Linked DNA regions of Homo sapiens: region 2 is linked to region 1. Evidence: read pairs that join two places in POLR2A ChIA-PET (ENCODE). Cell type or tissue: PC-3. All regions are shown on one strand. Links, peaks and the distances in the headings refer to the core of each region. The heading gives the core; the rest is flanking DNA.

Evidence for each region. Peaks named below come from ENCODE experiments on the same cell type or tissue, not always from the same donor. Only the 100,000 strongest peaks of a DNase experiment are listed, where the experiment ranks them.
Region 2: POLR2A ChIA-PET joins it to region 1 with 5 read pairs; 3 of 35 experiments call an interaction of 5 or more read pairs at or near these places.

The regions. Positions count from the first base shown.
Region 1 is chr15:31,452,111-31,457,427 of GRCh38, forward strand. It overlaps the pseudogene LOC400347. Among named protein-coding and RNA genes, the nearest start is that of KLF13, 130 kb to the left of the region's middle. In PC-3, for the core only: no CTCF peak of the experiment used is centred there; no DNase peak of the experiment used is centred there.
Region 2 is chr15:31,293,884-31,299,261 of GRCh38, forward strand. No RefSeq gene overlaps it. Among named protein-coding and RNA genes, the nearest start is that of KLF13, 30 kb to the right of the region's middle. RefSeq lists an enhancer at 4,910-5,225. In PC-3, for the core only: no CTCF peak of the experiment used is centred there; a DNase peak (open chromatin) is centred at 2,998.

The sequences.
Region 1 (5,317 bases), core at 318-5,317:
ATAATTGCTTTTAAAATCAGTTAAGAGAACAATGAAAAAAACATGCATTTTATATGTCTTTTGCAATTATACGATGTAATTACGTAATTACCTATACCAGCACTTTTTGGGTTTTTTTTTAGGGTACATTCTAATTACCCTCTGGGGTCACTTTGTTTTAGCCTGAAGAACTTCTTTTAGTATTTCTTGTAAGTGGGGAAGTGAAGTCGGGTAGCAACAAAATCTGTCAGTTTTTGTTTATTTGAGAGTTTATTTTACCTTCATTTATTTTTCGTTTTATTTTTTGTAGAGATGGGGTCTTGCTAAGTTGTGCAGGCTGGTCTCAAACTCCTGGCCTCAAGCCATACTTCCACCTCTGCCTCCCAAGTGCTGGGATTACAGGCATAAGTCACCATGCTCAGCTCATCTTCATGTTTGAAAGATAGTTTTGCTGGATATAGTTTTTTTTTTTCTTTTTGAGCATTTTATTTTATTTTTTATTTTTATTTTATTCATTTTTTTTCAAAGTAAACTTCTGCATTTATTTTAAATCACATCCTCGGTGTGACTGCACCTTTTCTGTCCAGCTGTCAGGTGGCCCAATAATGCCTTGGACTCCGTCCCCTTGTCAGTGCCACTGGCTGTTCCTGACTCTAGTTCCCAGGGGAGCCTCAAACTGGGGCCTAGCCAAGAAAGCTACTGGCTAGCATCACATAGCTTCTCCAGCTCAAATAGCCCAAGGTCGGCATGTCTGCCGACCTCCAGGAATAACCGCGGTCACCGTGCCCAGACGACACATCCTCGTGCTATGGGGAGAAGCCTCTGCTGGGTGACCCACCAGCCAACCCTGGGCCAATTTAATTTAGATAAACGCTCAAAGTCCAAACGGCCACAGGAAACCCCTGATGTAACACCTGTTGTGCCGGCCAGCCGTGTCTCAGGAGCTGACTGCAGACACCTGGTCTGGGTCCCTCAAGCCCAGCAGAGCTTGTTATGTCCCCTAAGACAAAGGAGGAAAATGTGGCTCCCCGAGAGGAAGGTGCTGAGCCCCTCACCCCAGGGTGTCACTGAAGATAAGCGGTGACAGTACCGTTGTTCCTTCTGACAGTTGTTCCTTCTGAACAACTTCAAGCTCTTCTCCCTGCTTGAGGTTCTCAGGCTGAATCCCACTGACCGCTGTCCTATAGTCCGTCACGGGCTCGGTTGGTTTGACTACTTGTCATAAACGCACTTCCCCTACTGGTTCATGATGGATACACGGGCGGCCACGCTCTCCTCCCCTTTAGGACTCACGCCCACCATCTCACAGTCCAAGGCTAAGGCTCTTGTCAGGCCGCCGAAGGCCGGCTCTTCCACGAGTCTGAGGCTGACGCTGCCCTCACTGTGACTCAACTGTTTCCTCGCTATCTTGGCCACCTCTGGACCTATGGCAGCTTCGATATCCGCCGGGTCCACGTCGTCAAACCACATGTCTTCCTCGGTGGGTGGGGCAGGGTCTGCCTCCTTAGCTTTCTGCTTCTTATGCTTGATGTCCCCTCATTCTGGAACAATATCACCATTTGTCCTTTCCTTGGTTCCTTTCTTATTGTGCTCTGCTCCGCCGGCCTTGGTGCGAGGTACTGGCGCCTTCCTGTCCATCTTGGAGCCTGAAGGAACAGAGCCCCTGCTGGCCTCTTGGTCTTTTCCCGCCAGCATTTCCTCTCCCTTCACTTGAGGCGAGATCTCTTTTTTGTTTTGCTGGATAATTTTGGGCTTCTTTTTGGAACCCATCTGAGAGATGACAAAAGGCTTTTCTGGGGCCTGAGATTTTTGTTTCAGCAGCCACTCTTGCAGCACCTTCCAGTTTTGAGAAAAGTCTTCTGGTGCCTTTGGAGGTCGCACCACAGCACCAGGGCCGCTTCCTGGCTTCTTGCTTACTTCCTGCGCCTTGCTTTTCCAAAACCTTTTTTTCTTCTTGTTTTTCTTCCAAGTGAGCGTCTTGACAGGACCCGGCTTAGCCACGGGGCTGCTCGGGGCGCGCTTGGAGGTGGGGACCTTCGCCTTCCCCATCCTGCTGCAGTCCAGCGCCTGGGCCGGCCGCCACCCGAGACCCCGGCCTCCCCGGGCCCGGCGCCCTGGCAGCACAAGCGCCTGCCCAGGCCAGGCCGAAACACACCCGCCGCAGGGACCTATTTTTTATTTTTTTGAGACAGAGCCTCACTCTGTTGCCCAGGCTGGAGTGCAGTGGCACGATGTCAGCTCACTGCAACGTCTGCCTCCTGGGTTCAAGCGATTCTCCTGCCTCAGCCTCCCGAGTAGCTGGGATTACAGGTGTGTGCCACCACACTTGGCTAATTTTTGTATTTTTAGTAGAGATGGGGTTTCACCATGTTGGCCAGGCTGGTCTTGAACTCCCGACCTCAGGTGATCTGCCTGCCTTGGCCTCCCAAAGTGCTGGGATTACAGATGTGAGCCACCATGTCTGGCCTGTTTGAGCATTTTAAATATGTGATTCCAGTGCTTTTTGGCCTTTTTTTTTTTTTTTTTTTTTTTGAGAATGCAGCTGTGAATCTTATGGGAATTCTTTTGTAAGGGACATGTTTTTGTTTTGCTTTGTTTTGTTTTTTTGTTTGCAGGTTTTCAAAATTGTCTACTTGATTTTGGCTTTCAGCTTTTTTTTCCTCCAGCACTTTTACTATTTGAGATATAGTACATTTTACTCTTTGTGGATGTCTGTGGTTATCCTACTTGGAGTTTGTTGAGCTTCCTGGATGTATATTGTTTTTCAATCAACTTAGAAATTTTACAGTCATTATTTATTTGAATATTTTTCCTTCTCTTCTGTCTGCTCTCCTGGTATTCTCATGATGTGTATACTAGTGTGCTTGATGGTGTCTCATATATCTCTGAAGCTCTGTTCACTTTTCATTTATTTTTCTCTCTGTTCTTTGGCTTGCATACTCTCTGATGATCTATCTTCAAGTTAATGAATTCTTTCTTCTGCCAGTTTTAATCTTCTGCCAGTTTAATCCACTAAAAACTCTAGTGAATTTTATTTCCATTATTGTACTTTCCAATTCCAGTATCTTCATTTAAAAAATAATTTCTCTCTCTTTGTTGCTATTTCCTATTTGATGTGATATTGTCATCATGCTTTACTTCTTGAATCATGGCTTTCTTTAGTTCTTTGAACATATTATAATGGCCACTTTAAAGTCTTTGTTAAATCTGACACCTATTTAGCTGCTCTTGTCACAAAAAAGTAGCTATAGGAGATGACAGCTATGTTCATCTGCTACACTATTGTAACCATTTTTCTGTGTATACATATAACATCATGTTGTAAACCTCAAATATAGACAAATAAAATTTATTTTTAAAAATCTGACATCGAGTTACTCTCACAGGAAGTTTCTCTTGCTGTTTTTTTCTGAGGTACAGATGATGCTTTCCTGTTTCTTAGCATGTTTCATTATTTTTTGCTGGGATATTTTAGATAACAGATAATATATTGTAGCATCTCTGGGTGCTTGTCCCCATTTCCCCCAGAGGGCTTGCTATTTACTTGTTTATTTTTTAGTGAAGGGCTGGATTGTTTAAGTGAAACCTACTCCCCTGGTGTTGAACATTTGCTATTGCTTCTTCAGGCAGCTTTGGCTCCACAGTCACAGTGATGGCAGTGGTTTTGGCAGTCCCTCTTTGACTGTCTCTTTCCCTGACCACACCAGCTTTAAGCTCCAGTAATTGCTGGCTGATTGTGGTGTTGTTCTCAACAATGCCCTTGAGATTCAATTGCTCTACAGACGGAGTCAATCAAATACAGGATCCTTTGAAGGAGTGGTTCTGGAGGTTGGTACTGTTGGCCCTCCATATCATTGAGTTCCACAGCCATCATTTAACCAACCGCAGATAGAAAATACTGTTAGTTTGTTTTTTTTTAAAGAAGAAGATGGTTGTGTCCATATTGAACTGCCTTTTTTCTTTGTCATTATTCCCTATGCAATACAGTATAACAAATATTTACCTAGCATGTATATTGCATTAGTATTTACCTTGCATAAGTAATTTAATGATTCAAAGTATATGGGAGGATGTGTGTATTTTATATGCAAATACTAGGCCATTTTATACAAGAGACTTGAGCACTCATGGATTTTGGTATCCTTGGGGAGTCCTGGAACCAATCCTTGTGGATATGAACTGAATTTGATATATGTTCTGACTCCAGATGAACTCCTCAGGTTCTCTGGGAAAAATCTCCAAGCAATGGATATTGAGCTGGGGGTGGGGACAAGGGTGCACTTCTCTCCAGGTGATAGTCCCACCTCAGGAGCTAGGCACTTGATGGATGGAGGTGGGCAGTAGCTTTGGGTTTTTTCAGCTTACCTCTTCTGGTGGGGCCTCACTATTCTCAGCAGCACTGTGCCCAAGGCAGAGCCTTCATGTCACGAGTGGTGGCTGGACATCAGGGAGCCCCCACCTCTCGTCACCCTCACCTAGAACTTAACCTCAGGCAGCTGGAGGCAGGATAAGAAATGCTGACCTGCCTCTCCTGGGAAGATACTGTGGACCTCCAGCTGAGACTCCAGGTACAGGGGAATGTGGCTGCTTCTCCTACATGCAGATGAATGCAGCTGCTTCCCACTCATACTTCTGGAACAGTTGTCCCCATCCACTGCACCTTGCTCCTCAGGCTGGAGGGTCTACAGGGCAATTGGACTCAGCACTGCTTCTGGTCCTCTCAGCTGGTCCTGGATGGGCAAAGCCTAATGGGAATCTCAGTCTTATTCAGATGCCTGAGTCTCCTCAGCCCTCCTCTGCTCCTCCTCCCTATGGTGGTGCTGACTGTGGGCATTCGTCCTGTCTTCGGGGCATGCTGGCGCTGCTCCTCTGGTGCCCCCTGGGGAGTGTGGCCGAGGTCAGAGGCCCTGTGGCTGGTGTCTGGCCAGTTTTGGTGTGGACCCCTCGCTGGGCTCTGCCCACCTCGACTCCCCACGGCTCCAGCAACATCACTCAAACAAACTGTGTTTGCACACATGTGACTCAGTGATTTCTTCTGTAGGATTTTATTCTGCAAATGTGCTCATGATTGAGTAAAGACAATGACAAATGTGTTCACTGAAGCAGTGTTTGTGACAAAAGTCAGGAAACACCCAATGCCCACCAAACAGGATGACTTAAGTATCATCCATTCACACAATGGCATGTGTCTTTCCAGAAAGCAGGATTCTGTGATCAAGATATTTGGACATGTGCACAGCATGCTCCCACATGTACAAAGCACTCACACAAATATCCTCACGCATGCGCATATGGCCTTGGGTGTCTGGAGGGACACGTGGCACATTGCAGGCTGTGG
Region 2 (5,378 bases), core at 348-5,347, 160 kb before region 1:
TTATGTGGTACAGCCTATTGCTCCTAGGCTACAAACCTGTGCAACGTGCTGCTGAATACTGTAGGCAACTGTGACACAATGGTAAATATTTGTGTATCTAGACATATCTAAACATAGGAAAGGTAATGTGTTGTATTATAATGTCACATGGCTACGATGTCACTAGGTGAGAGGAATTTTTTAGCCCCATTATAATCTTATGGGACTCCTGTCATATATGTGATCCATCGTTGGCCAAAAATATCGTTATGTAGTGCATGACTGTAATTTGGTGTTCAGTGAGGACTCTCTCCTCTGGCTGGCCAGAACTTGAGGGCCTCCCAACCTGTGTGAGCTCTGGTTACTGCAATGTCTACAGCTGCCTATACCTGTGCATTGTGGTTGTATGCCCAGCCCCATGGATTCTTGCCCTATATAGGTACACATCTGTGTTCATCTGAGACTCAGGGTGACCCCATGCAGATTCATGAACCCCTTTTTCTTTTTTGTTTCTTTTTTTTTTTTTTTGAGATGGAGTCTAGCTCTGTTGCCAAGGCTGGAGTGTAATTGGCATGATCTCAGCTCACTGCAACCTCTGCCTCCTGGGTTCAAGTAATTCTCCTGCCTCAGCCTCCCGAGTAGCTGGGACTACAGGCACTCACCACCATGCCTGGCTAATTTTTGTAATTTTAGTAGAGATGGGGTTTCGCCATGTTGGCCAGGCTGGTCTTGAACTGCTGACCTCAAGTGATTCACCCACCTTGGCCTCCCAGAGTGCTGGGATTACAGGCAGAAGCCACCATGCCTGGCCTATGAGCCCCTTTTTCTGCCTCCTCAAACTCCAGTTGCAGTTTCCTCAGCTCGGCAAGACCACTGTTCTCTGCTGGATCCCCTCTCTGTCCCAGGGCTGGGAAATGCCTGCAGGCAAGAAGCCAGGTCGATTGTAGGGCTCATGCTCTCTGCCTAGCTGCTCTGAGGGATCATGTGCCTGCACTGCCTGTTATTTGCAAATAGTTTTTTCATATATTTTGTCTGGTTTCCAACTTGTTTGCAGCAGGAAGGCTAGTGTGATGCCAGTGCTCTGTCTTAACTGGAAGTGAAAGTCTGCTTATTTTAATCAGAATTATTGAATTATTGGACTGCTTTGACAGCATGTAGACAAAGCTCTAAGTTGCTTTTTAAATATGTTACCTGGTGGAGCATGATGACTCATACCTGTAATCCCAGCACTTTGGGAGGCTGAGCAGGGAGGATCACTTGGGAGGATCACTTGAGCCCAGGAGTTCAAGGTTAGAGTGAGCTATGATTGTACCACTGTACTCCAGTCTGGGTGGCAGAGTGAGACCCTGTCTATAAAAAAAAATACATAAAATTAAAATGTTACCTGATAAAAGAGATAGCCTAAGAAATTTAATTGAAATAAATATTGTACAGCCTGATTGCATTTTCAGACTTCTGACACAGTCCCGTGAAACTGTCTTAGGGAGATCCAGGGAAGCCTGTTTCTTAGAAAAAGGCTGCCATACTCTAAGAAGCAGCTCTATGATAATATTTGCAAAGCAATTAAACACAAACTTGTACTCCTGATTGTTACTGCAAAAGTAATACCTATCCATCATTGAAAATTTAGAATGTAATGGCAAGTCCCCCAAAAGAATCACCCATAGTCCCCATCAGTTAGCACTTGTCACTCTTTTTATTGTAGCACTAAACATGTATACTCTGTTGTCAATATATCCACACAAATAGTCTTGTATGAAAAAATTAGCTCATAATGTATGACTTCTATAAATGCTATGTTTGGGTCTCCCTAGCAGGGTGGATCTGATGGAAGAATTAGGGAGGTTGTTGATGATGCAAATTTACAAGCCAGTTATTTGCTGCACTGACCCGAAGTAGGCGGGTTGTTGCATGTGGATGGTGGCAGGATGGATGTGGGATGGACGAGTTCACTGAGAAGCCTCCGAGGGCTGTGGCTGCTGGGATGGCAGGGGAGTGTCCCTTGTTTCCCCTGGACATGCAGTGAGGCACAGGGAGAATCGATGCACGGGGAGAATCGATCCACGATAGGACCAGCCCCACCCCTCCTTCCCCCTAGGAGGTGGGATGGCAGACAGAGACACTTACAGACCATCTGTCCCAATAGTCCATAGAAGCCTTCTGGAGTCACAAATTTGCTGTAAGTTTATCTTCATTTAAAAAAATTATGTTGTAAACCAGAATTAAATAAAAGACACCAATTCAAGAAAGCTATATTGTGGAAATAATTTTTTTAAAGGCAAGTTATAAAAAGACAGGATAATTGTATTAAGAAACTTGAGACAAAGCCTTGTTGCTGTGAATAAGCTTAATTATTTAAATTTGACCTTCTTGGCAGTCAAGGCAAAAAAAAAGGAAAATAAAGAACATTTATAAAGCGCTTGCTATCTAACACAGTTCCGTGATTCTTTATTAGAAACCCTTGGGGGTGGATGCTTTTCTGATTCAGAACATTTGGATTTTAGACCAGTAATAAACTGCATATGTATGTTAAGTAACATGCTAACAGGATCGGGGTGGCAACTCATGACCAAGCACATTCATACATTTTTGCTGTGAAACATGCAAATATTCACACTAAGACTTTAACTATCCTTATATCTGACCAGGTCAGGTTTTGCCACCAAATGAGTTTGCCACAAACTTATGGAAAAAGTCTTGGTTTTCAGGAATATTTAGATTTTGGAACTGTGAGTTAGAGACTGCAGACCTGTAATAGAAGCTGTTAATTAATCTCTAGGGAGGGAGAAATGTTTTCCTACTTCACAAATCTAATACCATGTGGACTTTAAAGATATTGCACAACAAAAGGAGCAGGTTCACAGTGGATGTTTTACAAAAAAAATGCATTGTGTCAACAAACTCAACTGAACTCTATTGGACGGGCATCTGGCCTGCCACCAGGACGCCGGGAGGGGCAGGAGAGGGCAGGACGCAGCCCTGGATGCGGGATGACCTTTGCCTTTCAGGTACACATTGGCGGGTGGTGTTCTGCCTCAGGGGGCCAGAGCACAAAGGCAGCAGGGATTGAGTCCTGGGAGGAGGCCAGGGACTGAATCAGACGAGGCTCTGCAGGGCAGTGCCAGGTGTAGGGTGTTTGTTTGGCTGCAAGTGACAAAGACCCAGGCTCAAGCTGGAGGAGCAACAGGGACTGAGGATCTTGTAGCAGAAAGTGCAGAGGCAGGGTGGCAGTGGGCACCCTATGCCAGGCTCCAGGGTGTCTCCCTGAGTGTGGCCCTCCTCCGGGTGTGGCCTCACCCTTGGCTGGTAAAAGATGTGATATCCTGACAATGGCAAAAGTCCAGTGGAACATGCTAGACTATTTCTTCCTGTGGGTCTCTTTTATCAGAGAGGAAACCTTAGCCAGGAATTCCCAGCCGACTTTTGTTTATGTCTCATCAGCAGGACAGGGTCCTCAGCCCCTCTCAGCAAGTGGGGAGAGAGTCAAACAGCTGGTAGTGGCCAGCCAGGACGGTCCCCACATCACTGGCAGGGAGGAGGGGGCACATCAAGGTGAGCCTCAAATAGTGGGGAAACGGGGGTCACAGCCAATGGGCCGGCCACCCATTGAGCTCACCAGGGGTGGGGAGAAGGGTATGCGGGGATAAGACAGAGCTAGTGGGAAGTCAGCCTTAAAACCCTGGGGTGGGTTGCAAGGACATGGGTGATGACAACCAAGGGAAGTCCTAGGCCTTGAGCTCGTGGGGAAAGGGGCCAAAAGGGCCTGGGTGAGTCTGGTCAGAGCTGCTCCTTCAGCATGGAGAGGCTTGGGAAAGCAGTGGGTTTGGGACTAGCGGAAGTGAGGGGCTGAGCCCCAGCTCGGGCAGTGATACGGGGGCCAGATCAAGGCACCTTTCAGGGCTGCAGGGCTGAGCGCACCCCAAAGCCCACCTGCTCCACACCTGTGCAGGAAGGGCAAGCCATGTGTCTTCTGTACCTGTGTGCACCACTCCAGTCTCTGGAAGTGTGGGTTGCTTCTCCCACACCAAGCAATGCAGTTCTCTACAAATGCCAAACAGGTGTCCTACAGTGTAACTCAATTCTGACTCAATCTACTTTGATAGCATCAGACCCCACAGGTTAAGGGCTGGGCTCAGTCCCAGAGAGCTGCCCCGCCCCGTCACATGCTGATTGCAGGTCCAGGTTGTCACTTGTGTTTCTGACAAACAGGCTGTAAATCAGGGGTTCCCGGGACTCCCTCCCTGGGTTCAGTCATTTACTAGAATGGCTCACAGAACTCAGGGAAACACTTTACTTACGTTTACCGGTTTATTTTAAAGGATCTTGTAAAAGATACAGATAAACTGCCAGATGGAAGACATGCACAGGTGGTCAGCGTGGAAAGGGGTGGGAGCTTCCGGGCCTCTCTACGTGCCACCCTCCCAGCCCCTCTGTGTGTTCAGCATAGGGTTCTCCCAACCTGTCATTTCAGGTTTTTATGGAAGCTCCATTACATAGACTGATTGATTACATCACTGGCCATTGGTGATCAAGTTGACCTTCAGCTCTTCTCCCCTCTCTGAAGGCGGGTAGTGGAGCTGAAATCCCAACCCTCTGATTATTGGTTGGTTCCCCTGGCAACCAACCCCGCTCCTGATTCTACCCAGGAGTCCCTAGCCACCAGTCCCTCCCATGAGCACACAAAAAGACACTTATGGCTTTGGAGATTCAAGAGTTTTAGAAGCCATGTGGCAGGAAAGAGGGTGGGGAGACCACAAAGGCCAAATGCATATTCCTCATTATAGCGCAATGTCACAATGTCCTGGTGTAGGAAAGTGATGGGTTCAGCTACCGCACTGCTGATGGGATACCTTCTATCCGTTTACCTTGACAGCTAAGTCTTCACAATGACCGCAAGGCCAGCCTCAAGTGTAGGATCCTGGAATCCGTTCTGCACAGAAGTGTGGCCTAGGCCCCGCCGGTTCCCCTCGTCTCCCACTCCTTGCCCATCCCACAGTCCCGCTAGCCCAGCCCAGCCGAGCCCAGCCCAGCCCACATGGGGATTATCACTGGAAACAGCTGCCCCTTCTGGCGCAAGGCCCACAGCTGTGCACCCCTATCAGGAAGAGACCCGGGGAGACCCATGAGGCCCAGGTGGAGGTGTCTGGGGGGAATTCTAGGCCCCAGGGCCAGCTGCATGGTCTAGAAGGGGCACAGGTCTGGGTGGGCAGATCTCCTGGGCCCACAGACTCCTTGTCTGTGGGGAGGGCACCACTGGAGGAGGGCCCGGAATAGGAGCTCTGATGGTGGCACTGGCCTCCATGCAGGGGGTGACAGGGGAATGCAGGGAAGGAGGGGGGGGAGGACTCTAAAGGAATACCGCATCACCTGGCCTGGGCCAGGAGGAGCGTGGTGCCCCC